2 separate regions of the Homo sapiens genome follow, and region 1 is linked to region 2. A link is a loop called in an ENCODE intact Hi-C map of the cell type or tissue named here. Cell type or tissue: breast epithelium. All regions are shown on one strand. Links, peaks and the distances in the headings refer to the core of each region. The heading gives the core; the rest is flanking DNA. Region 1 overlaps RERE (arginine-glutamic acid dipeptide repeats). Region 2 overlaps RERE (arginine-glutamic acid dipeptide repeats).

Region 1 (16,506 bases), core at 2,510-10,509, 46 kb before region 2:
AGGGATATTTTAAGAGGCCAGCCAGACAACAGGTCAAACAAAAGGAGAGAATCCGCCATTATATAGAGAACAGAGTAGGGAAGGAAGCTCGAGTTACCGTGTCACTGGAATAGCTTCTTCAGGAGAAACTGCCATCTGAAATAAAGTTTTGTGAAGGAAGTAGGAATGCCAGGACTTGTTCAGAGGAGTGCCTCTTTCCCCATTAAGCTCATCACTAGAAATTCAGCTGAGGGGCATTGTGCAGGCTGCAGCCATGCTCTCTAACAAACGGAACAACCACAACGAGATGTTCAACACTTCAGTGGAAGCATCTCTTCCAGCTATAGTTTAAAACTCTTCTTGGTTCACCAAAAGGCCGGAATGCCACAGGGATTAATGATATTTGATTGAGCTTCATCCACTCAGCAGTTTGCTTTTGGAGTGGGCTTTATGTTCTCACGAGCAATTTCCTGGTAGCAGGCACATAAGATTTTATTTTTCTTATTACTATTATTATTTTTTTGAGACGGGGTCTCACTCTGTCTCTCAGGCTGGAGTGCAGTGGCACGATCTCAGCTCACTGCAACCTCTGCCGCCTGGGTTCAAGCGATTCTCCTGCCTGCCTCAGCCTCCCGAATAGCTGGGATTATAGGCCCCTGCCACTGTGCCTGCCTAATTTTTATAGTTTTTTAGTAGGGATGCGGTTTCACCCTGTTGGCCAGGCTGGTCTTGAACACCTGACTTCATGATCCACCAACCTCAGCCTCCCAGAGTGCTGGGATTACAGGCGTGAGCCACCGCGCCCAGCCAAGATTTTGAAATTCAAATTTTTTCCTGTATGTGAGACCAGAGTTTTAATCAAATCTCATTTAACATGGGTAATTTTATATGACACATAAGTGGTTTTTGTTTATAGCTTAACAAAATTTTTTGTTTCTGAGAAGACTACTCTGTAATCTGGAAAGCTGATCACACTTGAGGCCGATTTTTTTTTTCTTTTTAAAAGATGTAGCTAACATATATTTTCTAATATTATCCTCACATGTCGCTAAGAGGTTGATGTTATTATTTTATCCATTTTTAAAGATGTCAAAATTAAGGCACAAAAATGATAAGTAACTCTCTCAAGGTCGCATACCTAGTAAATAGTAGAGCTAGAGTTGGAATCCAGGCAGTTTGACTCCAAAGTCCATAGTTTTTCCTACTTACCCTTTTTTCTTTTTTTCTTTCTTTCTTTTTTTTTTTATTGGAGGCAGGGTTTCACTCTGTCACCCGGACTTGTAGTGCAGTGGTGTGATCAAGACTACTGCAGCCTTAACCTCCCAGGCTCAAGCCGTCCTTTCACCTCAGCCTCCTGAGTAGCTGGGACTGCAGCTGGGACTATAGGCACATGCCACCACGCCCAGCTAATTTCTTAAATTTTTAGTAGAGATGAGGTCTCACTATGTTGCCCAGGTTAGTCTTGAATTCCTGAACTCAATCTTCCTACCTCAGCCTCCCAAAGTGTTGGGCTTACAGGTGTGAGCCACTGTGCCTAGCCTCATACTTTTCTTATAATTACCCCATACAGTATAATTACCTCTTATAAAAGTTGTTAATTTTGCCATGAGCTTTTCATTAAAAATTTATGATTTGATCAACTTCATTTGATTTCAAATTATCACTAAAATGTGTGCTTTTTGCATTAAATAGGCATGTAATTCTTCCTTTTATTCAGTTCCAATCCACGTTGACCTGTGATTATAAACCCCCATTGTGTTATAGAACTTGACAAATGTCTGCTTGTTCTGGATATTAGGCAAAGTATGAGAATCTGACTTTATTTCAGATCTTTTTATACGTCTGAAAGAAGCCTAGGTTGGATAGTTTTCAAACATTTGCAAATCATAATAGTATTTTATTTTTAAAAGAGTCTAATGGTAATAATAAATACGAATTTATTGATAAATAATAATAAAAATAAATAAGTTAATATTTATTCATTGCACCACCACTCCCAAGTGGGATCCAGTATTGATCATTGTTGTAGGTGTTTTGTTTTGTTTTAAGATAGTTGATTTATTCTTATAGCTAATGTACAACCTGGACTTCCCAGTCTTGATTTAAAATAAATTAGTGCCCTCTAAACTGTGAGAATGCTCTGGAAATTCAAATTTTTAATACTTTCTGTTTTGCTGAGTGAGCATTGAAAATGGATGTTTGGGCCGGGTGCGGTGGCTCATGCCTGTTATCCCAATACTTTGGGAGGCCGAGGCGGGTGGATCACGAGGTCAAGAGATCGAGACCATTCTGGTTAACACGATGAAACCCCATCTCTATTAAAAATACAAAAAATAAGCCGGGCGTGGTGGCAGGCGCCTGTAATCCCAGCTACTCAGGAAGCTGAGGCAGGAGAATGGCGTGAACCCGGGAGGCAGAGTTTGCAGTGAGCCGTGATCGCGCCACTGCACTCCAGCCTGGGCAACAGAGCAAGACTCCGTCTCAAAAAAAAAGAAAAAAATAAAAGAAAATGAATGTTTGTGATATTCCTTTTGTTGGCAGTTAAATGTTTGGAAGAGAGACTTGCAGTGTGTGTTTCAGCATTTATTTATTGATTTCATTCAACAAATATTTACCACTGCCAGCTTACTGTGTGCCCAGCCCAGGGGCTCCAGCAGTTGCCAGGAAGGCATCTGCATGTCCTCCGGAGTCTTCTGTTAGAAAGAGGAAACACATGGCTGTCTCCTCTTGTGATTCCATAGGTCTTTGCCTAAACCTAAGCAAGAGTAATTATTACAACCTACTTGATCTTGTCATTTTGTATGTTTTGTATCTGTACCAATTTGTAAGTTTCCTGGAAATAAGGACTGTGACTTATTAAGGTTTATTCTTTACATGTCTTGAATGTTCAGCTTTACTTGACCTGAATGTTCGGCAAATGCTGGCTCATTGTTAAAATAAGAGATTGAAGCACGAGTGAAAAGATCAGAACGTCCACTCCATGAGAACGGGGATCTCTGTGTTGTTTACTGCTGTGTCCCAGAACCTAGTATTTTATTTAGGAAGTTAGCAAGTTTTTCTGGAGTATTACCTTATACTATGGACTGTGTTCAGCACTGGAGATGCAAGTCTTAGACAAAGCCAATCTTTGTGTAAGAAGACTAGATGTGTACAGGAAAGGTGGATTTCCAATGAGAATTCTGAGTGACAGCCACAGTATGGGGAGGTAGATAGAGCAGGAGGATCTTTGTACCTGCTGTTTCTCTACATTATCTGCAAGTTGGAACTCAGAAACTTGGAGTGTCTGGAGCATCTTTGCGAGGTGGGAAGGTGTCCATGGTGCCAGACACTACACAGGGTTGAAAAGACGCAGGGTGAGAAAAGTTGATTAGCTTTGACAAGAAACAAGTCTGGTCCTAAAGGGAATATGTAGATAAACCTGCATCTTTATTCATATGTACTGAAAAACTAGCATACTATTACAGACTTACTTTCTTTAAAAAGCTCTTAAATTTTAGCCACTTTAAATATTTTGTTTTTGTGTGAAATTAGCACAGTCAAAAAACTTAAGAAATGCTAAAAAGAAAGAACATAATCTAGTGTGACTTTACGCTGCTTTGCGGAGAATGAGGCAAGAGTAGGGGTCCTCCTGGCTGGGTTGGAGTCTTGGCTTCACCACCTGCTGGCTCAGTGTGGTGAACATCTTTACTTGATCTTTCTGTGCCTCAGTTTCCTCATCTGTGAAGTAGGGCGATGATAGCTCCTAAACCGTAGATTAAATGAGAGAATACTTTCCCCATAGGATTAAGTAAGATAATGATTGCATGGAATGTCCTGAGCACTGGGCGGGGCCAAACATTCCCTAAATGTTTGCTTTATGGGAATATAGGGGAATCCTATTCCTATCTTTGCCAAAATATTTTCTGCCTTGCCTGCCTCCCTCTCCCAGAGTGAGTAGAATAGGGGTTGGGATAGGGTGGTCTTGGATGAGAACAAATTCCTGCGCCTACTGAAATGATGGAGTCTCAGTGCCCCTTTCCTGACTCTTCTGTGGGAGATAGTCAATGAGGAGCTTGCCTTGGATCGATTGTGTCCTGTCTGTTATTTGGTGCAGTTAGCTAACTATAATTGTTGTTGTTTTAGCTGCATGAAAGCGGTTACGATGCTGGCAAAGCCCTGCAGCGCCTGGTGAAGAAGCCTGTGCCCAAGCTCATCGAGAAGTGCTGGACCGAGGACGAAGTGGTGAGCAGGAACCAGCATTTGCCTTGTGCTCTGGGGCATCGGGCCACCGGCGTCTCAGTGTGTGACCTCCCTGCTGCTCAGGGAAAGCAGAAGCTTCAGTCATGCAGAATGGCTGTCCGTGGCAGCGCCAGGCAGGAGGATGGGGCCCTTCAGCCCCTTAATTGTACAGAAAGACTTGATTTTATTAAGATTAGGCTTCATAGATGTCGGGAAAGATTGTCCAACTTTCATGGAAAGAAAGGAGAAATTGATAGTTACTCCTAAAAAAAGTTAATTTGAACTTGTTTTTGGTGCAAGCTAGCTTGTGATACCTCCCTATTTAAAGACAGCATGTTAAAACCCGTGGACATATAACCTAAAGTAGGGTTGGTGACTTGTCTTTTTTTTAATCATAATTATTTTAGAGAAGGGGGTTTTGCCGTGTTGCTCAGGCTGGTTTTGAACTCCTGGGCTCCATCAGTCCTCTTGCCCCAGCTTCTTAAGTAGCTGGGACTGTAGGCATGCTCTACCATGCTTGGCTTGGTGACTTGTTTTTATAGGGCTTGTAAGACCCCTGACCTCCTTAAAGGACATTGATTACAAGCGGGAAGCAGAGAGTTGATGAAATAAATATGCTGGATTTTACATACTGATTGTATTGCTGTGGCCTGTTGAAGGAAGTGGGGGGAGAGAAATGTGCCCACAGATACAGCCTTGCAAACCCATGGATTCCCATCCAGCAGACAGTTTTAATGAAGCTACATCTCCATCTTGTGACTTGTAAAAGGCATTGCTGTAAACGACTTACGGATTTCTTGTGCTTTTGCAAATACAGTCTTCAGTATGAATGTTACCGCTTGACATTTGCCTTTCAGGTCGAATGAAATTTAAATGAAGGCTGGCACTAATACACCTATTGATTGCAAGTTCCTCTCCTGTATTTTAAAATATGCTAAGAAAGAATGTTTAGAAATTGTATGTGCTTTCCTGATCCCGCTCTTTCATTGATTCAGCAATATTTACTGAGTGCCTGCTTGCGTGCCAGGTGTTGTCCCTCCTTGGGAGTCTTAAGTTTTAAGAGGGGAGACCTTCATAAATGAGTATGTGCCGGGGGTGGTGAAGCAGATACAGAATAGGGTAATGAGGGAGAATCAGCTGGGTGGGGTACTGTCTTAGCTAAGGGAGGATCAGGAAAGTCCTGGTAAGTAACATTTAGATGAGACCTTAGTAAGGTGAGGAAGGCAGCCTTTTGGATATTAGAGAATTCTGGGCCCTAAGGTGAAAGCATGCTTGGCATGTTCAAGAAGTAGGCAGGAATGTTTCTGCAACACAGCAAGGAGGGGAGTGGTGGGAGGGGTGCCCTAGAGGGAGCAGATCAGGTGTGACCTGTTGGCCTGCTGTCAGGGCATGGTGATGTGCCCCACATGAGCAGCTTCTGAACAGAGGAGTGACTTGCTCCGACAGTGGGGCTCACACTGGCCGCTGAGTCCGGTGGTCTCTGGGGGTTGCTGCACACCAGGCTGGGACTGGTGGCTGGGTGGTGTGGCAGCAGTGGTCGTGATAAGAAGCAGCGAGATCCAGGCTGCACCTTGAAGGTAGAGAAAAGAGAATTTGCTCCTAGAATGGCTGTGGGTGAGGGTGGGCAAGGGCTGAGGAATGGGAAAAGCTAGGCGGAGCTGAGATGCACTGAAATGGCCCTAGGGTTTGGTAATGGAGTGCTTGTTGAATAGTTCCTTAAGACTTTAACTTTATCAGACTTACAGAGTTCATGAAGCTGTTTTAAAACAAACAAAACCATAAAAATCTTAACGTTATTATTAAAGAGAAAGAAACATCTTAAACATTTTAAAATGTTTAGACAACGTTAAATTCAGTTTTGAGAAGTCGTAGTGATACTGTTTTTTTACTGTAAGCCTGTTTATGTGAGGAGTGGATAAGAGATCTGATTGACAAGGTTTTAAAATTCTGCGAAAAGCCTGTGTGGAAGAAACACATAAGGAGATGAAAAGGATGGAACAAGTGTATAGACTGTGGTCGTTTAACCACCCTTTGTGAGATTGTCTTCAGTCCTCTCAGCCTGGCCTAGGCGGCCTCAGGGCCTTGTCAGCTTGCAATCCATGGCTGCTTCTGCTTCTGCATTTCCCTCAGTTCCTGGCCATCTCCTCTCTCTTCAGTCTCCATGCCCTTTGGCGTCCTCTCTCCTTCCCCACTTCCCTGCCTCTTCTTGGTGTCTCCCACCCTCCCCACTCCTCACTCATGCCTCCCAGCCCCTCGCTAGCCATGGCTCTCCTCTCTCCCTTCTTTCATTTCTCTTGTGACCTTTCATTCCCTCTGGAATTTTAAAAATACACAGCCAAAGTCCTCTCTTCCTGCTGAAGAGAAAGCTGCTTTCCTTTTCCTGCAGCGCCTGCTTGTAACATCAGGCAGCTGTTGATTGTCTCCCCATTGCTGCTGCTTGAGGATTTGTCGCTGTGAGCTGAGAGGGAAGTTTTGCACATCAGAAAGAGCCTGGTTTATTTTGAAAAACAAAACAGGACTCCAAAGTGGTGAATATTTTGAGTATGGAATAATGATCCTTAACTGTATACATCCGTATCCGTTTGGGGTCATTTTTATCATGTTTGCTTCTTGGTTTGAAAAATGTCTTGGCAGCCATCCAGCCCTTGTAGAGCCTCAGGATCAAATGGTTCCCTTATGTGTAGGAAGTGAAGCTTCACTTTGAAAACCTCAGCAGTGAAGAAGAGAGACTGACTGAATAATTGAGAGGTTGAAGGAAGCTTCTGGTGAATGGATCCAAATCAAATCTTTGAAGAGATTTATGTGGCAACAAGGCAGTCCCCTCTTTACCCTCGCCTGGCTTTGGCTGTGAAAAAACACCTGCTGTGTTCATGTGGCCCCCTTCTGTTAAATTTACCACATTTTCTCACCTCAGGAATCACAGGAATAAGCAAAACAAATGTGTTCCAGCTAACATAAATACATGGGCCTACCTCCCCCTTTTTTCCTCCCAGTTTTCTATATACTTGGAACATTCTAATTATTATTTTTATTATTATCATTACTATTTTTTAAGAGATGGGGGTCTTGCTATGTTGTCCAGGCTGGACTCAAACTGTTGGGCTCAAGTGATCCTCCCACATCAGCCTCTGAGCAGCTGGGACTACAGGCAAGCCACAATGCCTGGCTACTTATTACTAAACTTCGCTGCCGCTGGCATATTAATTTGTTCTAACTACCCAGTGTCTGATCTGACTACAACAGTCTTGATGAACGGGTTTCCCTTGGCATTTTTACATGAATACTTTGAAGCAGCTGCTCTGTGAGAGGGTTGGTGAAATAAGCACCTGAAGGTGTGAGTTCCCTGCTGTGCAGCGGACAGGCTGGGCCTCTGCACCTCCTGGGCCTGGCAGGCCTGCTGCTCTATGAAGAAACTAACCTCTCATGCCAGTGCAGACCCTACTCGTTCTCCAGTCTCAGCTCGGTTCCTGGCCCATCCCGCGGCCAGTGCTCCCTCTTCGCACTGTCTCCCCTCTGCGCGTCACTCGCTTGGCAGTTCATCCTCTGCCTCCTCGTGCTGACTTCTGATCCCCAGCTCTTCATTCCTTGCGGTCTTATTTCTGAGTTGATTGTCCTCCGAGTTTGTAAACTTATTAAGGGTAAGGACTTAATGATGAAGATAGTTTCTCTCCATATGAGAGGCTTGAAGAATATTGATGACTCTTTGTTCAAGGTAATCCTTTTAAAAAGTTCTTCACTATAATTGAGTGTCTTCAATCCAGCATTTTAAAACTTTTAATAGTTAATAGTTATGAATCAGCACATTAAAGAGAAAAACTTTTACATGCCTCAGAAACCAACCTTAAAAATTTTACTTTTGGAGCCTGGTCAACACAGCAAGACCTTGTCTCCACAAAAAAATTAAAAACATAATAAAATAGCTGAACATGGTGCCATGTGCCTGTAGTCCCAGTTACTTGGGAGGCTGAGGTTGGAGAATCGCTTGAGTCCAGGGGTTAGAGGCTGCAGTGAGCCGTGATCATGGCACTGCACTCCAGCCTGGGCAACAGAGCAAGACTCTGTCTCCAAAAAAAATAATAATAATAAAAGTACTTTTGGAAAAAGCTCACACATTAAACTCTTTCTTCTTGTTCTTCCTACTCCTCCTTCTCCTCTTCCTCCTCCTCCTATCACCTGACCTCTTTTTCCTAGGTCTTTCAGATAATCATGAATTCTGGAGATCTTAGACCTCAGAATCACACAATAGGAGGCCTTTCATCTCAAACTCTCAGTTTATTTCTCTGACAGTGTGCGTGTATGATGTTCCTAATTGAAGTTGCTTTGGGGCTGAGACACTTCAAATCTTGAACTGAAGCCAAAATGTGCCAGTTTCTGTCAAATTCTGTACCGGATACTGCAAATTAATTTTGCTTTTGCCGAGTGTCTGTGAGCAACACCTGGGTCATGTCTTTCAGGCTAAGTAAACTTGGTTTGATCAGAGAAGCATTTTGGAAGAAATGCTAGGTCAGTTTGTGAAGCTTTAAATACCAAGGTATGGGTAAGGGTGGAGCCAAAGTAAATGGCTGCCTTCTGCCTCTGAGAGTTACATTGATGGTTAATCAATTTCACATATATTATGCTAAAAATACTGTTCCTTTTCAGGAAGTCATCCAGATTGGTAGAACTTAGGAAGATAAAGAGGAGGAAATAGAGATTAAAACATTAAAAAAAAAAACCCAAACAAAACAAATCTTAGATTATTAGGTTTTTAATTAAACATGATGAACACATTCAAATATAACATAAAGGCCCCAGGCTGAACTGCACCTAATCGAAACAGATTAAGTCACCCTTCCATGCTTGGGTGGTTATTAATTCTGTTTATTTATGCATGCGAGCTGAAGGTAGCATTTGCTGCTGTTGTGTTGGTGCTTATTGCACTGGGATTCCGTTGCCGCTTGATGCTGTGCTCTTAATTAGCATTCAGCTGTTGATTATGGAAATACTGGGGATGCTAATTGAATTCTTTTTAAAATTCAGGGCCTGCATTTTCCTTGTGGAGTTTGGTTTGACTTGCAAGATTGTAAGATTGGGTGCTCCAGTGAGCTGTGCATCTCACTCTTTGCTTCCTATCCACTTAGCTGCGTTTTGGTTTTTAAAATTATTTTCATGTTGAATTCGCTTTCCGCAACAATCCAGGTGTTGCACAAAGTGAAGGTTCTGTTGCTTACCATGTTACTACAGGGTGTTTTTATTTCATCTTGGGTAACTATAGCTTTTATCTTGAAATACACTACCCATTAAATATTTTATATCAATTTTGATGTAATACATTGAGGTGAACAATCTAGATACAAATAAGCTCTGAAATTTTTATCCAAAAATAGTTAATCTGTGGTAGTGATAAACCTTAATTGGCCATGTACATGGATTTATTTACAAGCTCATAAATTTTAAAACATCTAAATCTTCCTTCAATTTAAAGCTCAGTCTATCATAAATATAAATGAAAATCCTTCTTTCAAAATTGACATGAGATGGCAAAGTAATTTTCTAAATATTTGTAATCCAGTGAACCCGTGCGGCCGGTCAAGGAATTACTTACACAGAATACACACAACTATTTGCAGGGTGTCTTTCCCCAGCAGCATCTCCAGATGCCTTTGTTATGCCCTTTTTGGAATGTCTGCTTGAGAAAACATTGTTTTCATTGTTCACTCTTTTCAAGCTAGGCATCTGAATGTGCCAGAAGACGGGGCTGCTTAGTGGGGCAAAAATACAATGAATTTTATTTACTGTTTGCATGGCAGCTGAGGAAAATGGAATTCACAGCAAAATCCCCGTTAAGATCCAATAGCAGCAGGAGGTTGTGGAGGTGAAAACAGCAAGGAGGACAATGACAAAGAGGGAGAGAGGCTCTCAGAGCTTGTAGTTATGGTTACGTGGATTTCAGATACTAATAATCTTGGTGATTTTGTTTTAAAATTTTACATCCACAATATAGGGGAAGGGTTAGTTATATTTATTTTAGGAATGGTAAAATTTCCAGAGTTGTTGACCATTTTATGTAGTCATTCAAAAATGATGATAGGAGAGTCTTGTAGGTCATCTAGTACGAACCTTTTCACTTTCTTATTCTTTTTAGGGTTTTGTGCAGATTGTTTTTTTTATTGTTAGAACAACATCCTAAAATCATTAAAGGGAATTTAAAACCTCACCACTAACACGTCGTCTCACAGTGTCTGGCTTCATCGTCTCATTTGCTGGCTTCTTGCTCTCTTCTGGTCTTTGTTTATGTACGTACGTGGTTTTATGTCATTGTCAACTTACGTATGTGTACAGGTTTGCATACATGTGAGTTGAGTCAGAACATTGAAATTATCTTTCTAAAGAAATTATAACTTGAAAATTTTTACAATTCATTTGGAACCTTTGCCATTAACCCAAAATATAGATACAATGTATCTACTGCATCACATAGTAGGTACTTAGTACATTTTAAATTGAATCACAGTAGATTCTCCTCTCTACTAACCACCCTTCCTCCAGTTTTAAATGACAGTGGTACTGTTTCTTATGAAGAACTAAATTTGTATATATGAGAGTAGGAAAAATAAGAGAAATAGAAATGTTGATATATTACACGTATGTACATATTACTCCATATTATGTATTCTTAATGTGACCTATAGTGAGAATTAGCCCTTAATATTAAAAAAGAAAAATGTAGATTCAAGTGAGATTTGCCTGAAGTTCCAACTATTAATAAAATTGGACTATTTTTCCTATGGTTAATTCCCATCGGCCTTTGAACCAAACCCTTGCTTAAAGAAGTCAATAGTATGGATAGAATGGAGTTTATTGTCAAGTCCTTTCGGAAATGAGACAGCAAATTAAAAATCAATTATATGCACAGAAAAGTTGGTGTAAGGCAGTCAGTTCTGTCAATTAGTTTGCAGAAAGATTCTACTGTTTAACAAGCTCTAAAGAGAAATGTATTTTTAAAACCCTTTAGTAAATGAAATAGGACAAGCATTTTATTAGAAGGGAAGAGATATTTCAAAAATGTATTTCAGTAGTTCATGTCAGTAGAAGTCGCCTCTGGGATAAATGTACAGATTCAGCTGTGACCTTTCCATTCACATCCACGGCTCACTACTTTCTAGGCTTCCTCTTTATGCTGTGGTCAAAGAAGTTAGTATGCCCATTTTGCTCTTTGTGTTTAACAAGATTATTCTTTTCTTAGTGTCTTTAACCGGTACTTTTTTTAAGTCCATCATCCCCAGCCCTACTTTTAGATTAAAAAAATAAAAGCCAGCATACCTTGTGCTGTTCTTTAGGGCCGTGTGTGTGTATGTATATGTGTGTGTGCGCGCATGCGCACACGTCTGTGTTTAGACATCAGGGCTATACAGAGACCTGGAAAGTAACCCCACATTGAATATAAGCACACCTTAAATTACTCCTGGCTGCTTGGGATAATCTTTTTAAATCGAAGAGTACTTTTGACGGTATATTTTTCATTTTTGCTTGAGCGGGGAGTAAGGGGAGTAATGGGGGGAGTCTTCAGCTTGAAAGATTAATAAATACTAGAGCAGTGGGTTATTGAAGCCATGTTTCCATCTCATTTTCAAGGGCATGTAAAAAAATGGAGATAGCATACACTTTCAGCCACTCTCTATCATCTTTCTCTGTTCATTTAAAAAATGAGAACAAGGCACAAGGGGACTTGAGAGATTGCATTTGTTCTCCCATAGACAGTGGTTATTTTATAAACGAAGAGGATGGAAAACCCTTTTCTTGTGCAGTTTCTTAGCAACAGAATTGGAGTCAGTTTTAATGCGTGTGCTTAGAACATTCTACGTATAGTGACATTGGAGTCTTACATTTTCACAGGTGAGACATATTACATTGGTAACTGGAATTGAATGTTGGGAGAAGGAAACAGGAAGTGAAAAATGAGAACCCTACCATGAGAGGAAGTCATTCATTTAAAGCTACCTCCTCTCTCCTGGCATACTTCTGTCTTAAATCTAAAGTCTCCCTTAGGCTAGGCGCAGAGGCTCATGCTTGTAATCCCAGCACTTTGGGAGGCGGAGGCAGGGAGATCAAGTGAGGTCAGGAGTTCAGGACCAGCCTGGCCAACATAGCGAAACACCGTCTCTACTAAAAATACAAAAATTAGCTGGGCGTGGTGGTGCGTGCTTGTAATCTCAGCTACATGGAAGGCTGAGGCAGGAGAATCACCTCCCCAGGAAGCAGAGGATGCATTGAGCCAAGATTGTGCCACTGCACTCCAGTCTGGGTGACAGAGCAAGACTCTGTCTCAAAAAAATAAATAAATAAATATATAAAGTAAGTAAGTAAGTCTCCCTTAGGTAGAAGTAGTGATGGCCTTGGTAGCCCCCTAATTGCCATCTTCACTAGAGTGCCAGCCTATTTTGTATCTTCTCTAGTAGTGTTTTGTTATTCTTTTCCTAACACCCTGCATGCAACTAATTGACACTTAGATTTGATTTTGTTTTTGCACTTGCCTTAAGACATTTTTCCGAAGTACCTTTATATAGGTGAATTCTAGTGTGTTTTCCACATTTATGAGGCAAAGTACTGAGCTATCAGGAAGCAGCATGTGTTTGGTGGTTATAAGGGGAGAAAGACAGTGCCTGATATTGGCCTCACCACCTGAGCATGGGGCCTCAGGATCTGTCTGTCTGGCTCTGCATTCCTTGCAGAGGAGTTTGGTGTCGGTTTGGCTCTTCCTGTGATTGTTGACTGTGTGAACATGAAGATAGAATGATTCCTTCCTACTTACCAAGTTTCTCATTCAGTTCTGATTTTAGCTCACTAGTTGAAATTCATTCATTCTTTCATTCTGGAAATATTGGTAGAGCATTGACACTCTGCCAGGTGATACAGCAGTGAACAAAACAGACAAAATTCTCTGCCTTCATGGAGTTGAGATTGTAGTGGGGAAGGAGGATAGATTAAAACAGTCTTGCTAAGTGACATGTATAGTGTGTTAGTCCTGAAAAAATTAAAAGCAGGAAAGTGATAGGAAATACCAGGTAGAGGGGTTGAACTTTTTCTTAAGGTAGCCATGGAGAGTTCACTTTTGAGTAAAGACCTTAAAAAGTGAGGAAGCTAGCCTTGCAGATACATAGGGGAAGAGAATTCTGGGCCAAGGAAACAGTGCAAAGGCCCTGAGGTGGGAGCATGCCTGAGTGTGTTCCAGGAAGAGCAAAGATGCCCCGGAGTGGATGGAGAAGATGAAGTCGGAAGGCCACCAGGATCTTAGACCAGAGATGTTCACTCCTATTTTGTACCTCACAGTTAAATTACATTATCAAATTAATGAGGAATTCTTGAGGGCTGTTCTGTTTTCTCCTAACATTGTATCTCTCATAACAGTGTTTTTACGGCTTCAGTTATGTAGGACTCTGAGTCATGCATTCCTCTGACTTCTGCAGCTGCTCATTGTGTCAAGATTGAAGCGTTTTTGTTTTGTAACTGGTTTAGACAATATTTACTACATAAGTTTACTATAAATTCAGCATTTGTGAGAGGAGCTGTTTTTCCTGAGTAGGAGCAAGAAAATACCTGGAAAGAAAAGTGTACCTGCTCTACCTCTATCTTGGAGCAGTCATTACTCTTGTTATCAGCCTGTCCTGACAAATTTTAATTCAGGAAGTGAACACTGTGGAAAACTTAAAACTGTAGATGTCATGCTCTGAATTATAACACCTAATGAAAAGAGTCATCTCAAAAATCTTCCTTTCTTGAGTCAAATACCCTGGCTTTGAGACTCAGCTCAGGGGAGAGTCCCTCTAATACTGCTGTTTGACAGAAGAGGCCAGCTTCCCTTGTCGGCCGGCATTTGCTTGCTCTAGGCCTGTGGTGATTATTCTTAATGTCTGGAGGATGGATGCTACGTGCACTGACTAACTAGAATGCTGGGCCAAGCTTAATGTTCCCTAGTAGTGTTCTGATATTCTTCTTTCCCCAACACTCGTTCTTCTGAGAGGTTAGGGTGCTCACGAGGCACTTTAGAATGAGGAGTGGCCCATGACTGATGAAGGCCGGGACGTCACTGCATTTTGCAGGCCCTGCTGCACCAGGTTGGTTTGACAAGTTCATTTAGGTGCCTCCACACAAAACTAGGAAGTCTTGAGGGCAGGGTTGTAGTTTAATTCTTTTTGTATTCACAGAACCTGGCCCAGCACCTGGAGCAGGATTGATAATAAGAAAATATCATTTGAGTGGGTGGAACAGAAGAGAAACCTCACATTGCTTCAGTGCAGTGACCTCTTTGGCTGAGCTCTTGAGCTGCCACCGTCTAGGGAGAATTAATTAACTGGATGTGTCCCTGTTCTTTTCCTCTCAGTAGCTTGCTTTGGAAGGAGCAACCAACTCCTTCCAGTTTGTGGTTTTATTTTCTAAATTCCAATTAAAAAAACTCGTTCATTGCCAACATCACCTGATGTGTACTGATGATACGTGTGGTTGAGATGTTCTATTATGGGAGAATGAGTGATGGAGAAGGAAAGAGCTCAGTGGGCAGCACAGGTGAATCTGGCTGTTCTAACACACCTTCCCATACAACTCAGCACTGTTCCCCCAGTTCAGGAATCGTGCTCCCTTGTGATCTCGCCACTGCACTCCAGCCTGGGTGACAGAGCGATACCCTGTCTCTAAAAAATAAAAAATAATAATAAAAAAAGGAATCATGCTGCTAAGAACACCAGGAAGATTGTTATTCTGAAAATAGGAGGATGCCCAGAGTTGCCCTGAACAGCTTCGTCACCACTGCCCCGTGTCCCTCCTGGCTCTGCTGTCTGAGGGCTGCTGACGTCCTGGCACCTGAGCTCTCTGGGGAAGGCACAGTTACCTCCTGAAGAAGATAAGCCAGGCTCTTCTCTTTCCTATATGGAAAACTCATTTTTGGGGTGGGTTGGTGGGCAGAAGCAGGAAAAACAGGCCTGGTGGTTTGTGGAGAGAAAACTGGCCTGAGAGTCAGAGGTGTGGGTATCAGTACTCAGATTGGCTGCCACCTGTGTGGCCTCAAGAAAGTATGATCTCCCCACTCCCCTTCTTGAGTCTTCAGTTTTGTGGGGGTTTTTTTTTGTTGTTTGTTTGTTTGTTTGTTTGAAACAGAGTCTTACCCTGTCGCCCAGGCTGGAGTACAGTGGTGCGATCTTGGCTCACTGCAACCTCCACCTCCCAGGTTCAAGCGATCCTCCCGCCCCAGCCTTCCAAGTAGCTGGGATTACATCCTCACACCACCACGCCCAGCCAATTTTTGTATTTTTAGTAGAGATGAGGTTTCACCATGTTGGCCAGGCTGGTCTCGAACTTCTGACCTTGTGATCCACCTGCCTCGGCCTCCCAAAGTGCTGGCATTACAGGCGTGAGCCACCACACCCAGCAAGTCTTAAGTTTTTTTTTTTAATCTAAAAAATTATAGGAAAAGGAGAAGGAAAGGGAAGGGGAAAATTCTGAGGTGCTGGCAGCTGTGTTTGACAGGAGGTCAGGATTAAGCCCATCTTGGTCTGCTGCCTGCCCCATCCTTTCACTTCCCAGGTGAAAAATTGGCCACATGATTTATCTAAAGCTAACAGAGTCATTCCTGTTTAAGAAATTTGAAAACACACGTGTACACATGCATGTGTGCGTACACACACACACAGTGTCCTTTTGTTACTGAAAGTTCTGGGATCTCCCTTGAAGCTGATTTGTAAGTTTTGATCATACTTTTATTTTTCTAAGCTTTGCCATTGACAGTAATGAAACCAAATCTCCTAGGCTACAGAGATGCAGGCTAATGAGTACCATAGACTCCACCAGAGTGGGAGGAAGGATGGCCCATCACTGCAGCCATGCTCTGTGCTCTTCTGTCCCTTGTGCTCCCCTCAACAGCAGCTTGGAGTCTTCTCTGGGAGCCACTGTTTAATATTAAAATCTGTGGAGGTGTCACACATTTGCTAATAAACTGTTTTCCAAACAGACATGTTCATCCTAAATATTACTCATTTTCTTTTTTCAGATAGGGCCTCTAATTAATTAGGGTGACAGAGCTAAGTAAGCTTGGTTATCCAATTTTAAAAGAGAATTTTAGAAAATGAATTAAAAAAAAATTTTTTTTTGAGACAGAGTCTTGCTCTGTTGCCCAGGCTGGACCAGTGCAATGGTGTGATCTCAGCTCACTGCAACCTCTGCCTCCCGGGTTCAAGTGATCCTCCCACTTCAGCCTCCCCAGTAGCTGGGACTACAGGTGTGTGTCACCACACCCGGCTAATTTTTGTATTTTTAGTAGAGACAGGGTTTCACCATGTT
Region 2 (16,506 bases), core at 3,490-11,489:
CAGTAGTTGAGGTCCTCATCTCATACCTGAACTGTGTCAGCAGCCTCTTTAACTGGTCTGTCCCTAATCTACACTTAGGCCACACTGCCACTGGCACAGTCCTCATCCAGTCTTTTCATGGAAAGCTCCAGCTTCAGCCTTTCTGCCAGCCTACAATTAGGAACTCTTCCGTGCGGCCTGAAGGGCTCTCTGCAACCGGATCCTTGCCTGCCTCTTTCGTCTTATCTGCTGGCACTCCATTCTGCACACCCTGTCCTCCTTGCAGTTCCCAGAATGTTCCCTGTGCCTTTTCCTGGCTGACTTCTGCTGGAAGCCCTGCTGGAGCCCACCTGGCAGGCTCACACTCTTCCTTGTCACTTCCTCTAAGACATCAGCAAGCAGAGTAAGTTGCTTCCTCTTCCTAGCTTCACCCACCACCCTTTGTTCCTCTGCTGCTTTTCTTGCAGGCCCTAGGACTGGTTTGTTTACCTGTCTGCCTTCCTGGGCAGACTGCAGCTCCTTGAGGGCAGGGCCATCTTTCCGTGCCGTCTCTCCCGGTGATATGCTGTGTGCACACAGCGTAGGATGCCTGTTGATCATATAAACGATACTTTTGTCAAGTAACAAAGGTCACTCCTCACACTAGAGGAGAGCTTGCTGCTTTCTTGTGCCTTGAGAGATTTTCCCTTCGAACTGTATGAATTATATTGAAAATTGACAATGATGAGTCATATCTCAGCAAGGGTGAAATTCAAAAACGCAAAGCCTCCACTACTGGAGTAGGAGGTTGCAGACTGGTCTTAAAAGGCTAAGTCTGGCCCTTCACTGAATCCGCCTGGCGGGTCTCAAACACAGGGAGTGGGAGGGACCCTCTGCCCGGTGGGCAGGTGATTTATTGGCTGGGAAGCTTCCGCGGTGATTTAGTTGTGAAGCGGCGGCCGGGGAAGTGCAGGCTAATGCCTGGGCCGCCAGGGAGAGGCCGCCCACAATCGCGGGCCGGAAGGGACCGCGGGGGGCGTCGGGGCCAGCCCCCCGTTTCGCAGCTGAGGCGGGGTTGGGGCGGAGGGCGTGCGGCCGGGGCGCAGCCGACTTCGTCCATCCGGAACGTGGGCTGGAGACCCAGCAGCCTGGGAAGGGCCCCAGCCCTGTGGGCGCCCTCTCCCCACGCTTGCTGCGGTAGGGAGGAAGTTTCTGTGCTTTACCGCCTTGATGTTCTCCTGTCCGGAAGGAGGACACAGATTCCAGCGCCGGGTGCCCTGGAGGCTCCGGCCTCGGGGTGGGGGTCGGGCCGGGGGCGGGGCCGGGGCCGGGGCGCGGGGCCCCGGCTGGCGGACAGGAGGGCGGCGGCAATCCAGGCCGCCTTTTGCAGCCGCCCGCGGCCGCGCCGGGCTCTGCGCGCCGCGCTCCTGCCTCCTCCCCCGTCAGCGGCGGCCCCAGCCCCGCGCCCCCCGGGCCCCGCGCCGCGCGGCCCCGCCGCGGTCACACGCCGAGCCACCCGCGGCCGCCTCCGCCCTGCGCTTTGTGGAGCCGGAGCCCAGTGACAGGCGACGGCCTCTTGCCGCCCCGGACCCCGGGCGCTTACCTGTGGCTGCTGGGGTCGGCCGCCCGGGACCAGGCTGGGAGCCCCGAGGTGGGGGCTCGGAGCCAGGAGCTGCCCCCACCGGGGCGGGGAGGGGTGCTCGGGAGGCATGGGACAAAGTGAAAGTCTCCGGGCTGGGGTTAGGGACGAGTCTGCTGCGAAAATGGATGGGGGCGGCGAGTGGCGTCGGGAGGGCGGAAGGGGTGCTGGTTATTCTCTGGTGTCTCGGAGTGGCTTTTAATGACGGACGGTGGGGCAGGCCCGCTGGCTTTCGTGTTCCCGGTGGGCTTCTGTGATACTGGTGCCTTCCGGTGCCTCCTGGCAAATTCTTTGGATTAAGGAAAGCGGCCTTTTAACCCCCTAGGGTTCCCTTCTGGAGAAGAGTCACCGGGTTTGGTTCTGTTTCCCCTTTCTGCTCGACACTTCTGGGAAGCTTGGTTCTCAGGTGGGAAAGCAGTTGTGTTTTATTAAAACATGGAGCATATTTATACCTTCGTGCACCAGAATGTGTGCCTGGTGGAAGAGGGGGACAGATTGCTTCTTAGCCTCAGACGCAGGACGTCCTTCTCTTAAACGCGCTGCCCTGCGTGGTGGGTGGGATTGGGGTTCTGATGAAGGTAGCTGGGGCCTGCCCTGGCCAGTGGGTCCCAGCTGAGCTGCTGACATACTCTCCGAGCCTCGGCAGTATTCCCTAGCCGAGACTTTTTTTGTGGTTGTTATTCTGCTGATTGTAGATATCTTTGCTTTGCTGACATCCTGTTTTGTTTTTGGTTTTTACATCCCATTTGTTTCTTTTTATCACAGAAACGCTTCGTTAAGGGACTCAGGCAGTACGGGAAGAACTTCTTCAGAATTAGAAAGGAGCTGCTTCCCAATAAGGAAACAGTGAGTACAATTGGACTTTATGTAACTTGATTTTTTCCTCTTTGCTCCTGCTGCCTCTCCACATTTGATCTTATGAAATGGTTTCCTTTAACCCTGCGCTGTGCTCAGACTCGGGCTGGCCTCCAGAATTCTCTCCGTTTTACTCCCTTGACTTTTAATTTGAGTTCATAATTTTTAGATAGTAAAGTGACAGATTATGCTTATCCGCCTGGAGAACATAGACTTCTGTTGTAACTCTGAGAACAGAAAGGTCTTTGGGAACAGAGGGTTAGTTGTGGGGGAAGGATTGTTGGAGAGTTAACATCAAATTTTAAACATAGTGGCTGGAATAGGAAATAGCATTTTATCACTAGTTTGAATTTGGTAATTGGCAGAAATCATCAACCAAACCAGAGGTTTGTGGCTTATTATACTTTGAGTTCTGGGGGATTTTTTCCATTTTTCAATGTTGCTCTGTTTTGAAGAGGAGTTTTAACTCTTTAATATTCTATCCCTGAGAGTTTGCACTTTCCACTGGACAGATGTACAAGGGGATCTTATAAATTGCTTAAATGGAGCTTTACAAAAAACTACTTAGTATTTCACAAAGCTGGGGGTCAGAGCTGACAAATGTGCCCGATAAACGTGAGGTAGAAGGATTTGCTGAGGAAAATACAGAGTGAAATTATATGAAGAGAATGCGGGGAAGGGATTCATTCTCATTTCCCTGTGGTTGCCTCCCTCCTCATCTCCTTCCCTGGTGGTGTAGAGGCAGATGGGGAGAGAGTCTTCCCTCTGGCTAGGCCACGGGATAGGGCAGATGGGATGGAGTTGGAGCAGCCACTCCACTGTCTGAAGGCGAAGGGAGGACTCATTAACCAGAAACACTCTTCAGGACTTTGGGAGGAGTGATCCATGTTTAATCTGCCTAGACATTGAGCTGCTTTTTTAGGGAGTGGAGGTGGGAGATGGATGCAAGAATATCTACTATAAAAGTATGCGGATAATTTGGGTTTTTTGGCTTAATTTTTTAATTGGATGTTGTTTACTGATTTCCTCTTGTTTAATTCTGTCTTTTTAAAAATGAGCTGTTTTTCTGGACACTTACTGTATAGTACCTCAAGGACAGTGATAACTCATGGGGAAGAAGGGTTTTGTGATTTCAAGTATAGTCTTGTATATATAAATGGATGATTTGCATCAGTCAATGACAATTAAATTTAAGTATTACGCATCTCATATGCTAGGATGGATCATATTGAGAATGGTAAAAAACAGAGAGAGAGAAACCTGTTTATGAACATTAAACTAAGATGTATTATGATGCCAATCTATATAATCAACTTATTTCTTACCCTTCCCAGAACAGGGTAGAGTTATTTAATATGGAATATTGAGATACATATTTTAAGTTTTCTGGGGATTTCAGTGACTTGAAGTTTGATATGATTAAAAATTAAAATGCCTTTGCCCGAGTGTAGGAAGTTTGGTTTGGCTGAGTAAAAAAGAGATCAGTGAGTAGATTTCTCCTGATCGCTCAGATTGTAGCCTCTCAAGTTCTCTGTCTCTGCTCTGCTAAAAGTTGCAAACCATGAAGAATTTGATACAGAACTATCTTGACAATTATTTTATCTTTCAGTTTTAAAAAATAAATTCATAATTGGAAGATTAAGCATTAAATCTAAATTCTACCATCTGGCATTTGGAAATGCTCGGTAATTTTACTTAGTGTTTTATCTCCGTAGTGGAAGCAGATGTGAGTAACCTTTAACCTAGTTAAGTTCTTCTACTATGTTTTTCTTTTTGCTCTTGATTTTCCCTTCTTATTGATGATGTGTGACTCCGTAAATAAATAGCCTTTTTTCTCCTTCAGAGGCATTCTCAGTACACCAACCTTTTGAGCTAGTTCTCTGGTTGTCTTTTCCACTAGCCTCTTTGCTGAGACCTTTCCCCATCACTCCTCCGCCTTCACAGTTTCCCACGCTGTAGCTCTTCTCCCTTCTCTAGCACCCAGCAGTTTTCCTATTTCCAAAGTCTTCATCAGTCACCATCATTGGAACTAATGAGAGAGTTGTTTGCAGCAATGGAGGATTTATTATGCCTGACATTTGCTAAATATTCATAGTGTCCTTGCTGTCTTTTGCATTGCACTGGAGGAGTTTGGTAGTAGGGTAAATCTGTAAGTATTATAATGAGCTGGGAGAGGCACTCATCTTGTGTTTTCTTATTTTCTCTAGTTATCAACATAGCCAAGCTAATCATTCACAGCCCACAGGGAGGGGAGGGCAGAGGTCATTTTTTACTTTTTGCTGCAGAAGATGAGATTTGCATGTACCAGTGTTGTTGATTCAGAACTTGCTGGGTAGAATTCTTATAGTCATGCCCCTTTTGATAGCAAATCCCTCTAATATAGATACTTTTCACATTCTCTCTCTCTTTCTCTCTCTCTCTTTTTTAATGAGACAAGATCTAACTCTGTTGCCCTGGCTGGTCTCAAACTCCTGGGCTCAAGTGATCCTCCCCTGAATAGCTGGGATTACAGGTGCACGCTACCATGCCTGGCTTACATTTTCTTCTGTCTACCAGAATTATTAACTCATTTCTTTGTTATTCGCAAGTGACTTGGAACTTGAGAAGGGTGTCAGCATCCAAAAGAACATGCCTGATTGGGCATTGGTGCAAGGGTCAGCAGACCTGTGTTCTATTCTTGGCCTTACTGGTAACTATAGTACTTGATGATCTCTTTTTAATTGTGCAGTCTGCCTTGAGCTGTTCATTGGAAAGCTCAGGTCAAATCTTGACAACACTGGGAAGTTATTTTCTGTAAAATGGTGTTTCTCTGCATGAGAATTGTGTAGGTGCTGTGGTCGTTATAAAATGCCTGTACGTCGTTACTTGCTGCAGTGCCTGAGAACGAAGTGATGATTCTTGCCTTCTCTGCTACTTACTTGCTCTGGAACCTTAGGCAGATTATTCATCCCCTCTGTCCTTTAATTTCTGCGTTTGTAAAATGGGGTGATAATTCCTACCCTTTTGATTATTTTGAGAATTTAAATGAGATAATGTTTGTAAAGAGTGCATAGAAATACTTGGAAATGATTGTTCTTCCTGTCTACCTTAAATACTACATAAGGTGGTAGCTAAATGCTTTGAAAAGTACAGAATTCCTTTCTGCTTGTAAATATACTGAGCCTGTATAAAAATAAGTTACCTGTTTTTCATTAATCTGTCTTGCCAAAAACTTGGAGGGCAGCAACTAGTTAACAACGTCCGTCTTGAAGCTTTGTTGAGACCTCATTCTTACCAGTTCATTCATGCGGTTATAGCAGAGAAGGGTTCCTGGTGGGCATAGACGTAAACAGCTTTCCTAGCTCTTTTGGTTTCTGGTGTTTATTGCACAAGAGCTAAATCTGGCTTTTCTCTGAACACTGCTGCCCACTGAAGTGGGAATAGTGGCTGTGATTGCGGAAAACCCAACTGTTTATAGAGGCTTAGTTGAATGGGTATTACGTGTTAACCTCAGGGTACCCAAGAGAATAACTACAAGTCAAATCTTTTAGTGTCATGGTTGTGCAAATATCCTGTAGTTTATTATACTTTTTCCCATTCTCTGTTTCTCTATAACCATTTACCTCCCCTCAATATGCTTATAAAGTATATAATTAGTAGGTGAAATGTAGTCAGGAATACGGGTGGAGCATTTTAGATTCACCTTGGCTGTATACCTCTTCTCTGTCAAGCCACTGTTTGTCATAAACCACATCAGAGTCTTAAGTGTTAGTATATTTGTATAAGTCACAGAGCGCCCGGTGTCTGAACTTTTGGGAGGACAGTGGAGAACTAGGCCTCTTGATTCTGCTTTGAGCCCTGCCACTTATTGTTGGGTAGATGGATGGTACATGAGCTTTGATGTTAAGGTAATGCCTGAAAAAGTAGGAGGCCTAATAGAGAATCTTAATTACCTAAAGGTGAATCCATGTTAGGAATAACACAAAATCGTGGATGATCCAAAAATAATTTTTTGTTTGATTTGTCTATACATTGCAGTTTTCTTCAAAATCATGAGATAATTATTCAAGCAGTGGTGACATATCTCTTCTCTGAGGACATATCAGTTATTTGAACCAAAGACTTTTTGTGTCTGGCACCTGGATGATTGTCCCTTGAATCCTGGCCTTTGTTTATAGCTGTGTCTCCTATTACTTAGACAAATTCAGCTGGCACTGGGTCGTAGTCCAGGAGCGCTTCCTCAGTGACCTGCCGTTGCTTGTCTCTGGTGCAACTAAGATTGGTGAGAAGACAATGTGATCTACCCCAGCTTGGTAGCCAAGAGGTGTTCCCAAAGTGTTAGCCCCTGGAGGGAGATGGAAGGTGAAAGGGGACATGCTTTGGCTGTCTTTCTCGTCTCTTTCTTTTTATTTTTGAGCACCTAGCCCAGTGAAGATTAAGCTTGTGTCATTTGTAATCCCAGTTGGTGGTGCATTGACACTTACTACACTGGAAACTCATTTTCATTCACTTCCCATTATCAGAACTAAATTTTGTGTATAGTTCAATTTTTTAAAGTTCTGGGTGCCCACTGAGCACTGCAATGGGTAGGGTATCTATAAAGAGAAGCAAGGTGCCATCCCTGCCCTGCAGGGAGCCAGCACGACATTTACATACCTGCCATACTTGGTAGAATGTGCTGAGGGCCCTGGTGGGTGGAGGTTCAGGCCCCACAAAGTGAGCACAGAGGCTCCTGGAAAGCTAATTGGAGGGGCGGTGTTTGAACTGGGCTTTGAAGGAAGGATTCATTTTTGACAGGCCCAGGTTGGGAGGGTAGAGGAAAAGCAACTTTCCAGCCATAGGAAATACTATGAACAAAGGCACGGAGACAGGAAATTGTAAAACGTGCCCAGCAAGTACATGAGCATGGTTGGAAAGGAGGTTGCATAAGCGGATGCAGTAGAACTTGGGCCCAAATTATAGCTGCAGGGTAGATTTTGGGGGACCTTGAATTCCCTCCAAAGAATGTGTATGGGTGAGTGTGGGGATGGGACCCATTTAAGGCTTTTAAGAAGAGAAGTGAGGGCTGTGCTACCGAAGTATGTATAGGATGGGACCAAAGAGGAGGCTCTTCTTATAATTTAGTCTTGTAGGAAGACAGATAGGGACTTGAAAGTTCAAAGTTAATGGGAAGGGAAGCCTGCCTTCTATCTTCATTTTCTCTATTGGAAATGTGTCACTGTTTGGCACCAAGGGCCCAGTGAAAGGGCAGCCAGTTTTGACGTTTTTAACTTTAAGTAATGGGATGAAAGGTATTAGAGATTTAAATTTTTAATTTAATAAATAACATGAAAATCAACCACCTTTCTTAGCCACATTTCTGGGAATGAATTCTATTAAATACGTACGTAACTACTGGCCATTAACTGTACTTTTTTCTTCAGGCAAAATGTCATTTGCATAGACCATATTCCTGCAGCAGAGAATAAATGCTATTGAGAAAGGGCTTTAAGACTGAGTAATCAGGTTTCTGTTAATATTAAGAGGTTAAAAATGATTCTAGTATTCAATATGAGCTTCCAGCCTGAAGTTTTATTTAATTTCAGGTTATAACCTTAAATAAACAATTTTCCTAGCCTCATTAATGCTTAATCTAATGTTGCATAACAAAGTATGGACTTCCTTAGTCGGTTGATGCTACTGAGAATGTGCAAATGTGTCACGGCCACATACCAGTACATTAGAAGATCTCTGTTTTTAAACCTTGTCCCTCTTCTACAAACGTTGTCTATCCTCACTGCTCACAGTGTGCTCCTCAGGCCAGCACTCTCATCACTGGTTAAAATGGAAGATTCTCAGGCCCTGTCCTTGTCTCTTGAGCCAGAATCTGCATTTTAACGGACCCCCCAGAGGATTCCAAAGTACTGTAAAGTTTAGGAAGCACCGCTATTTACAGTAATGCAGACTTGCAGAATTCTGAGCCTGCATAGTATATCATTCTTAAAATGATACTGTCTTTATTCTGTTAAAATTGTAAAGTTTCACTATTAGGGCTTGATTTTGTTTTTCTAATTATTGCAAAATATTTCAAACAGAAAAGTATCAGGGCTTATTTCCATTGTCAATAATAGGATTTCTTTTCTTTTCTTTTCTTTTCTTTTTTTTTTTTTTTTGGAGATGGAGTCTCGCTCTGTCGCCCAGGCTGGAGTGCAGTTATGCAGTCTCGGCTCACTGCAAGCTCCGCCTCCCAGGTTCACGCCATTCTCCTGCCTCAGCCTCCCGAGTAGCTGGGACTACAGGCGCCCGCCACCACGCCTGGCTAATTTTTTGTGTTTTTAGTAGAGACGGGGTTTTCACCATGTTAACCAGGATGGTCTCGATCTCCTGACCTTGTGATCCGCCCGCCTTGGCCTCCCAAAGTGCTGGGATTACAGGTGTGAGCCACCGCGCCTGACCGTGAGCCAGGACTTCTCAATATAGTTTTCTTCTCAATTCCCACTCCCATGTTTTTCTAGAAACATGATTGTAACTCCTGTCTTACTTGATACAAAAGCTCTTGTTCTCTTTACCTTGTGGCATGCAGTCTAGTTAGACCTTGCCAGATTCTATTTCAGTTTTTAATAAGCCTTTTTATGTGGAAGGATGGCCTTCTCTTGTTAACTGAAGTTTACATAGTCATAAAGGTTTAATACCACAGTGTTTTCGGGCATTGCTTTCTTTTATTGGCATTCCTTATGTATGAAAAAGAAATATAAGTTATTTGAGGGGCTGGCAAGATGGGTAAGAGGAAAGACATTTATGTGCCATACTGTTTTTCTTAATAATTTGTGCTCACATAGATATAAACAGTTGGAATTTTCCATTTGAGGCCAAAGTGATTGCCAGTAGAAACAGGCACTGCATTTTGGCAGTAAGTACTGTGATCCTATAGCTATTCCTGTGCTGAGAGTTTGTTCCCATTAAAATGGAGCCGAGGCTCGAATCTATTAATTGTGATAGTCTGAACTATAGGGATATTTGCCTGGGCAGTGGTCCAGTTTTCGTGAGGGTAATCTATGAGAGACTGGCTGATATTCCCTTGTGTAAGTGAAGTACGTAAGAGACTTTTGGTGCTGGTGTTGGAAAGAAAAGGAGGTATTAAAAAATTGGGTGACTTTTTAAACCAAGGGCCTTGGACAGTTGCCGTTCTCAGTGTAAACAGCCTGACCTTGGCGTTATCCTACATATGAAAACTAGTGGGGATGGCATGAGAATGCTTTAATTATTTGAAATGTATTACTTATAGAAACTGCACTCAAATGAAGTATGCTTGGGGCTTTTAAAGTGTTATTGAACAAAATGTTGCTTGCAGGGATTTATTTGCTGTTGGTATTTGCTAACCTATATTTCTTATGATTTGGCTGTGTCTTGGTTACCTGGATGACTTTTAGATGGAGACATTTATGACTTTGAAGCCTAAATAGTCTGCACCATTTTATTAGCTAGTAAAACAAATGGAAGGTTTGAATTGGTCTTTAGAAAGACTTACAAGTTGTGGTTGCTGTGGTTAACAGTCAATGGATTTATCCACTTGGAGCTTATATTTTATATCATAGATTCTTTTTTAGCCTTGTAAGATCTATTCTGACTTTGAAAACTAGTTTGCTGATATTTTAAAAATATATCTATCTAGTCTGTTAGGAAACCGACATTAAAACTAAGTTTCAAAATGTATCTGAAATTATAATCCTTGAATAACTAGTTCATTTTTAATCTTATTTGAAACTATACCCTTGAGTAATACTTAGGAAAATAGAGTAAAAATTAATAGTATTGTTTTGAAAAGTAAAGCAAAGCATTAACCTCAGTCTCAGTCCCAGCTGCTCAGCATGGGAAAGGCATCCCCCTACTCCCAGTAAGATTTTTTTTTTCCTGTCATGTATAATTTGAAAACCATTAATTGTGTTAGGTAAATAGGAAAAGCAAACAGGAGCAACCTTCCTTTGGGATACCAGAATTCCATTAAGCTAAGTTTTCCGAGATGTTGAATTTTTTAATTAAGTTTCAGTATTAATGGCCCATGTTTCTTCCCCCCACCGACCCCCCCACTTTGGAAATATAATTCTTTGTTCTGCTCAAGTGTCTTAAATCCTTCTTCTGAATCCTCTCAATTGTGGTATCATAATCCCCAGGATTTGACTATTGAAATGTTATTTATTTATTTAGAGACGGAATCTCCCTCTGTTGCCCAGGCTGGAGTGCAGTGGCGCGATCTCAGCTCACCGCAACCTCCACCTCCCGGGTTCAAGTGATTCTCCTGCCTCAGCCTCCCAAGTAGCTAGGACTACAGGCATGCGCCACCATGCCCAGCTGAGTTTTGTATTTTTAGTAGAGTTTTAGTAGAGATGGGGTTTCACCATGTTGGCCAGCATGCTCTTGATCTCTTGACCTCATGATTCGCCCGCCTCTGCCTCCCAAAGTGCTGGGATTACAGGTGTGAGCCACCACGCCCGGCCGACTATTGAAATATCTAAACTATCCCAGTTGACAAAGTTGGGATTTTGGGGGAGCTTTTGGTAACCCCAGGCCTGTGCTGTCTAGGATGGGATGTCTGAGGTGAATAAGGGTGCTTACCTTCATGGCCCCTAGTGAAGGGGCCAGGTGGGCCAGGGGTCTTCTCTGAAAGGTATCTGAGTCCCCTCATTTCTTTTTTTTTTTTTTTTTTGAGATGGAGTTTCACTCTTGTTGCCCAGGCTGGAGTGCAATGGCACAATCTCAGCTCACCACAGCCTCCGTCTCCCGGGTTCAAGCAATTCTCCTCCCTCTTCCTCCCGAATGGCTGGGATTATAGGCATGCGCCACCATGCCTGGCTAATTTTGTATTTTTAGTAGAGATGAGGTTTCACTGTGTTGGCCAGGCTGGTCTTGAACTCCCGACCTCAGATGATACACCCACCTTGGCCTCCCAAAGTGCTGGGATCACAGGCATGAGCCATGGTGCCCTGCTAAAGTTCCCTCATTTCTAACGGTCTTGCTGGGGCTGCCTCTGCTCCTCCCCAGGCTGGTTGCTGTTACACAAAGGGCCCATTTCATCTCAGCAGAGTTGGGTTTTGTTCCACCCTCTTCAAATTAAGATTGGGCAGGTACAGTGGCTCATGTCTGTAATCCCAGCACTTTGGGAGGTTGAGGTGGGAGGATCACTTGAGCCCAGGAGTTCAAGTCTAGCCTAGGCAACATGGTGAAACCCCATCTCTACAAAAAATACAAAAAATTAGCTGGGTATGGTGACACGCACCTGTAGTTACAGCTACTCGGGAGGCTGAGGTGGGAGGATCACTTGAGCCCAGGAGGTCGAGGCTGCAGTGAGCCAAGATCACGCTGCTATGCTCCAGCCTGGGCAACAGAGTAGTCTCAAAAACAACAACAACAACAAAAAACAAAATTAAAATTTATTTTATTTTATTCTTGGACTTGACTCTGATTCCTCTTTTCCATGCATTTTTACTCTGCACACATGTGTGCATGAATGCATATATGTATTTATATAGAATATAAAGCCTTCTGGGCAGGGACCTCATTTTAATACCTCTTTATGGCACCCTTAGAGTCCTGTAACAGCCCTTACTTTTTATTTGCTTAAAATGAAGTATGTGTGTGTGTGTTCACGCATGTATAAATAATAGGTTCGAAATACATTGTAATCATGGGTAGATAATTAATGGTCCTAAGACGTGAAAACTCTTCATTGTTTTTAAACGAACATTTTCCTCATCTTTTGCTCTTCAGTGTGAGCAAAATCTAACAGACCAAAGGAAAAAAAAATCCATCAACAGTCATAGGAAGCTTACAAAGCTTCGGAGATCTGGCACCACCAAAGCTTCTCCACCTGATCTGCTTTGAAATGCTCTTTTTAAGACCAGTTTGAAACCTGGATATCCCAGGCCTTAGACTTTGTGTAATAGACAGAAAACCCCTGTGAACTCTACTGTCCCAGGACAATGGGACTAGGACTTGGGGTTCACTCTGCCACACTGGTCCTTCCTGTTCTGTTTATTGTGCGCAGTAAATCAACTCTCCTGTTTGCGCAGCGGTTCTGTGTTCTAGATTATTTATAAGATTGAAATCCATTGTTTATTTTTCTCAGCAGGTTTATTGAGCCAGTCAAGAATAAAATACTGTCTTAAGCAGTAGAGTAAGCCATTAGCCAATTGCAACTTGGCTTCAAATTAATCCCTAAAGGGTGTGCACATGAACACACACACTTTGTATGTCCCACATACATGTGTGTACTGGAGGTGAGAGCCAGGGGAGGTGGAGGAGCTTTAGTGGTGCCAGATCTCTGCAGCTTTGTAAGCTTCCTATGACTGTTGACGGATATTTTTTCCTTTTAGTCTGTTAGTGAGTCATCATCATATGCCATTTTATTATCTTGAAAACAGTCTGTGGAATTTTTTATCCCGTGTCTTTGCTGTATGAGTGAACCACCACAGAGGGTGTCGGGAGCAATATTAAGCTGGAGACTTTCTTCAGTGATGCTTCGCTTATGTATTTGCAGCTGCTGCCATTGTCGCTTTGTTCCCATGTGCAGGAGTTGGATTTTTTTGATTGTTGTTTGGCAAGAAATATTAATAGTAACTTTTGTGTGTTTGATTATTTTCGGGGCCGGAGCAGCATCTGTCCAGCACCTTTGGGATTTGGTGGTTATTGACTTAGGCACAGGGCTTCTAAGATCAGAACTTGGTTCTTCTTCCCACAAGTGCTCTGTTTTGGAAATGTGCTAATGACACACATTGAATTATGTCAGAGGTTTGTGGCCTTAAGTTGTCGAGGGAGGTGTTTTCATTTGGCGAGAATCTGTAATTTGTGGAACAATAGGATTAAGTTCTAAAGGAAATAGGCCCGATGAATCTGTATAGATGGCTAGTTTCGCAAAGTAAAGCACAGAGCCAGTGAACTGGGGGCAAACTACACGTTTTGGATAATGTGAGCCTAAAAAGAAAAACCCTAAAACTTTTAAATAAATTTCTAAAAACCAAAACCTTTTAGTATATGTAATTTACTGGCTTAAAACTATAAATATTATAGTTTTAATAATTTTGTAGATCAGGAATTTAGGTGGGACTCAGCTGGCCATTTGTTTCCATGTCATGTATCCAAAGCTCACTCTGTAGTATCACCTGGTAGATGGGTTGACCTGAAAGGTCCAAGGTGGCTTCCCTTATGTGTCTGCCACCTTACGGGAGATGGGTGGGAAGCTGGCTCATCTGGGGCTATTAACCAGAATACTGGCATTTGTCCTGTCCTCTGGGGTGGATTTGCCCATCAAAACTTGAAGTTCTAGCAGGGCAGGGTAGATACTCCTACTATAGTTCCAACTACCTGGGAGGCTGAGGCAGGAGGATATCTTTAGTTCAGCCCGAGCAAGCTAGCAAGACCCCATCTCTTTAAAAAAAAAAAAAAAAAGACTTGAAGCCCTTATTTCTTTTGATCTTGTAAATCTATCAGGTGACTCAGGAGAAAAGTCCATGTGCCTCTCTCCATTTTATGGCCACCAGATGAGTTGAAGGATGTAATGCTTCTTTATGTAGTAATTTTGTATTTTTATTAAGATGTCCATGTTTACCAATAGGAATACCCATTTGTCCAATATATCTTAGACTCATACAAAAGTGTACCATTTTCTTTTGTACAGTACTCTGTTCTAGTTATTATTTCTCCAAATGCTACATACCTTACCAGGCATGTCTATAAATACTTACATTTGTTGCAACATTTTTCTGGAAATCTGTCATTTGGAATGTTTAACTAGATAGTGTGAATGTAAAATGCTCCTAGTTTATTCCTGATGCTAGTCAATCATCAAGCACTTACTGAACTTATTGAGCATGGGGAGAAAAATAGTGAGCTGCGGTTGTGCTCCCTGGGGGTGTCTTACTGGCTGCCACGGTGCATACTGGAGGGAAACCAAGTGCCGAACAATGTAGTGTGGATATTAAATAGTAATGGGAGGATGAAGGCTTGGGGAGTCTTGTGCATCCTGGAAGATGGACACTTGGGGCTTCAAGCTCTTTGAAGGATGGGTGTTTTCAATGTTAAAACTTGTTTGAAAGGCCTTGCCGAAGGAAGTCCTTGAAGTAGCTTTCTTGTCTGTTGAGGTATTTCTCACTACCTGAATCTTCTACAGCATTCCTGCAGACTGGGGACATCGAACCCATTAAATGAAGCCATTGTGGTTTTGAACAGTTCCATTTTTCGGGCCGCCTTCCTTTTATTAAGCTGAAATCTGTATCACTTCACCTTCCATACATTGTTCTGATCTCGTCCCTTGGAGACTTAGAGGATTCTTGCCATAACGTCTTCCTCATGGAGGCTCTTCATGTGGGCCTGTGTAGTTGGCACACCCCCTGCCTGGGCTTCTGGCTATAGGCTGCTCAGGCCTCTGCTTCCTGCAACAGCCGTTCTGGGTGAGGTCTTGTGGACCTTTATCATTCGGCCCTTTGTAAAAATTGATGTCTACAAAGAGGAGAAAGTGGCAACAATGGCCCCAGCCGTGTCCCCCAGCCAGGGCGGCCCCCCTCCCCTGCCCAGCCCTCCTTACCCAGCAGGCAGGCAGGTATGCATGCATGTGTGTTAACTTAGTGCCTCCTGGGTGTGCATCAGTGCACAGTTCCTAGACTAACATAAAGTCACATATAGGTTGTGTTTGTTCTGTTGAGTTGAGCATGTCTTTATCCCAGCTCTCATTTCCCACAATGAGAAAGCATTAATGTTCGGATTTAGTAAAAAAAAAAAAAAAAAAAAAAAAAAAATTGCCTGATTGAATAGTGCATACCCAGGCTAACCATTAATTACACCATTTCGACACTTAGAATGGACCTGAGCAAAGATTTCCAGTGCCAGAGCCCAACATCATCATGCATGAAATAGTAGGCTCTTTGCTCCTGGGAGAGGGACCATTAGCTTTGATCATGTCGCCAGGCCCTCCCCAGGAACTTGTCCATGCTGATAATCTTAGCACCAGTTAATTTCTCAACCCATTCCTACATGTTTTGATAAACTGTGGCTAAAGATTAAGATAGCAACCATTTAGCAGACATACGCCTTCATGAGTGTGCTGCTTTTGTTTCAAATCATCTGTTGAAAGAAAAGCTTGAAAGACAGAGTTCTCCATTTTGCCCTCTCATAAACAAAAATTCTGGAAATGAGCTGTTCACAGACTGGCCTAGGAGCCCTGGATTTTAAGGTAAAATCATTGCTTTGGGATTTGCTGTCAGTCCAAATTGGACTTTCTGCTTTTCATTGAGCCTTCCCCCTGCTTCTATTCCTCTCCCCAAAACAGTGCTGCTCACAGGAACTGTGTCCCGACAGAAGTGTGGACAGTTCTCCTTTTCTCTCTGCTGCCTCATGCGGTTGTTAGAACAAGCTAATTCCATCTGAGTAGGTAGTATAGCTTTTCTTTCTGTTTACTATTGCTGGGTGACAGGAGAGCAAGGGCAGAAGTTATGGTAGATAGCTCAGCTTTACAACCATTGTCGGGGCTAAACATGAATCCTCAGCAATCGGGTTGGCCATTCCTCTTCTCAAACGTTGTACTCCCTCTGCTGGTTTTGAGACAACTGATATTTCCTTAAGAAGTGTGAGGCTCTGCCTTCAAAACGGCACAGTCTCTTTTCCCCAGATCTGCAACTGTGTGTGTTGCACACCCACAAAGAAGACAGTTCTTTCTGGCTGTGGGGAAATGATTTCAGTTCTTGGGCAAGGATGGCAAGGAATAAATGTAGAAGAAATTCCTTTCTGATACCATTCTCCTACCTCACATCCTACCCCCAAATCATTGCGGGACATTTAGACTTGTTTGGGGGACCCCCAAACACAGCATTCTCAGGCGTTGTATTCACTTCTACTTGTTTTCTTTGACCACCACCACCTCCTGCCCCAAGCCCAGCCTCCACCTCCCCGCAGCACTCACGGCAGGAGTCATTTTTTATAGCACACATAACCTTTACACCAAAAGGAAAAAGTGCATTGCTTGTAACAAAATGAATCTCTTTTCTGCTTTTATTTTGAAAAGTCCTCCCTGTTGTTTAATGTGGAGGATATTCATGCTGAAAGCCTGT

What was found. Hi-C counts contacts between places; a loop is a spot of excess contacts. Peaks named below come from ENCODE experiments on the same cell type or tissue, not always from the same donor. Only the 100,000 strongest peaks of a DNase experiment are listed, where the experiment ranks them.
Region 1: a loop joins it to region 2, with 5 times the contacts of the local background. A loop is called at or near these places in 21 of 110 quality-filtered maps.

Annotation. Positions count from the first base shown.
Region 1 is chr1:8,453,619-8,470,124 of GRCh38, reverse strand. It overlaps RERE (arginine-glutamic acid dipeptide repeats), which reads left to right. Exons shown (of 23, transcript NM_001042681.2): 11 at 4,102-4,200. Among named protein-coding and RNA genes, the nearest start is that of SNORD128, 33 kb to the left of the region's middle. RefSeq lists an enhancer at 9,600-10,497. In breast epithelium, for the core only: no CTCF peak of the experiment used is centred there; DNase peaks (open chromatin) are centred at 5,552 and 7,406; H3K4me3 peaks cover 698 bases; H3K27ac peaks cover 4,329 bases.
Region 2 is chr1:8,408,664-8,425,169 of GRCh38, reverse strand. RERE (arginine-glutamic acid dipeptide repeats) reads left to right here. Exons shown (of 23, transcript NM_001042681.2): 12 at 2,363-2,443. It overlaps RERE-AS1 (RERE antisense RNA 1), which reads right to left and starts at 525. Exons shown (of 4, transcript NR_125999.1): 1 at 469-525. RefSeq lists silencers at 936-1,075, 1,386-1,725. In breast epithelium, for the core only: no CTCF peak of the experiment used is centred there; no DNase peak of the experiment used is centred there; H3K4me3 peaks cover 4,037 bases; H3K27ac peaks cover 6,118 bases.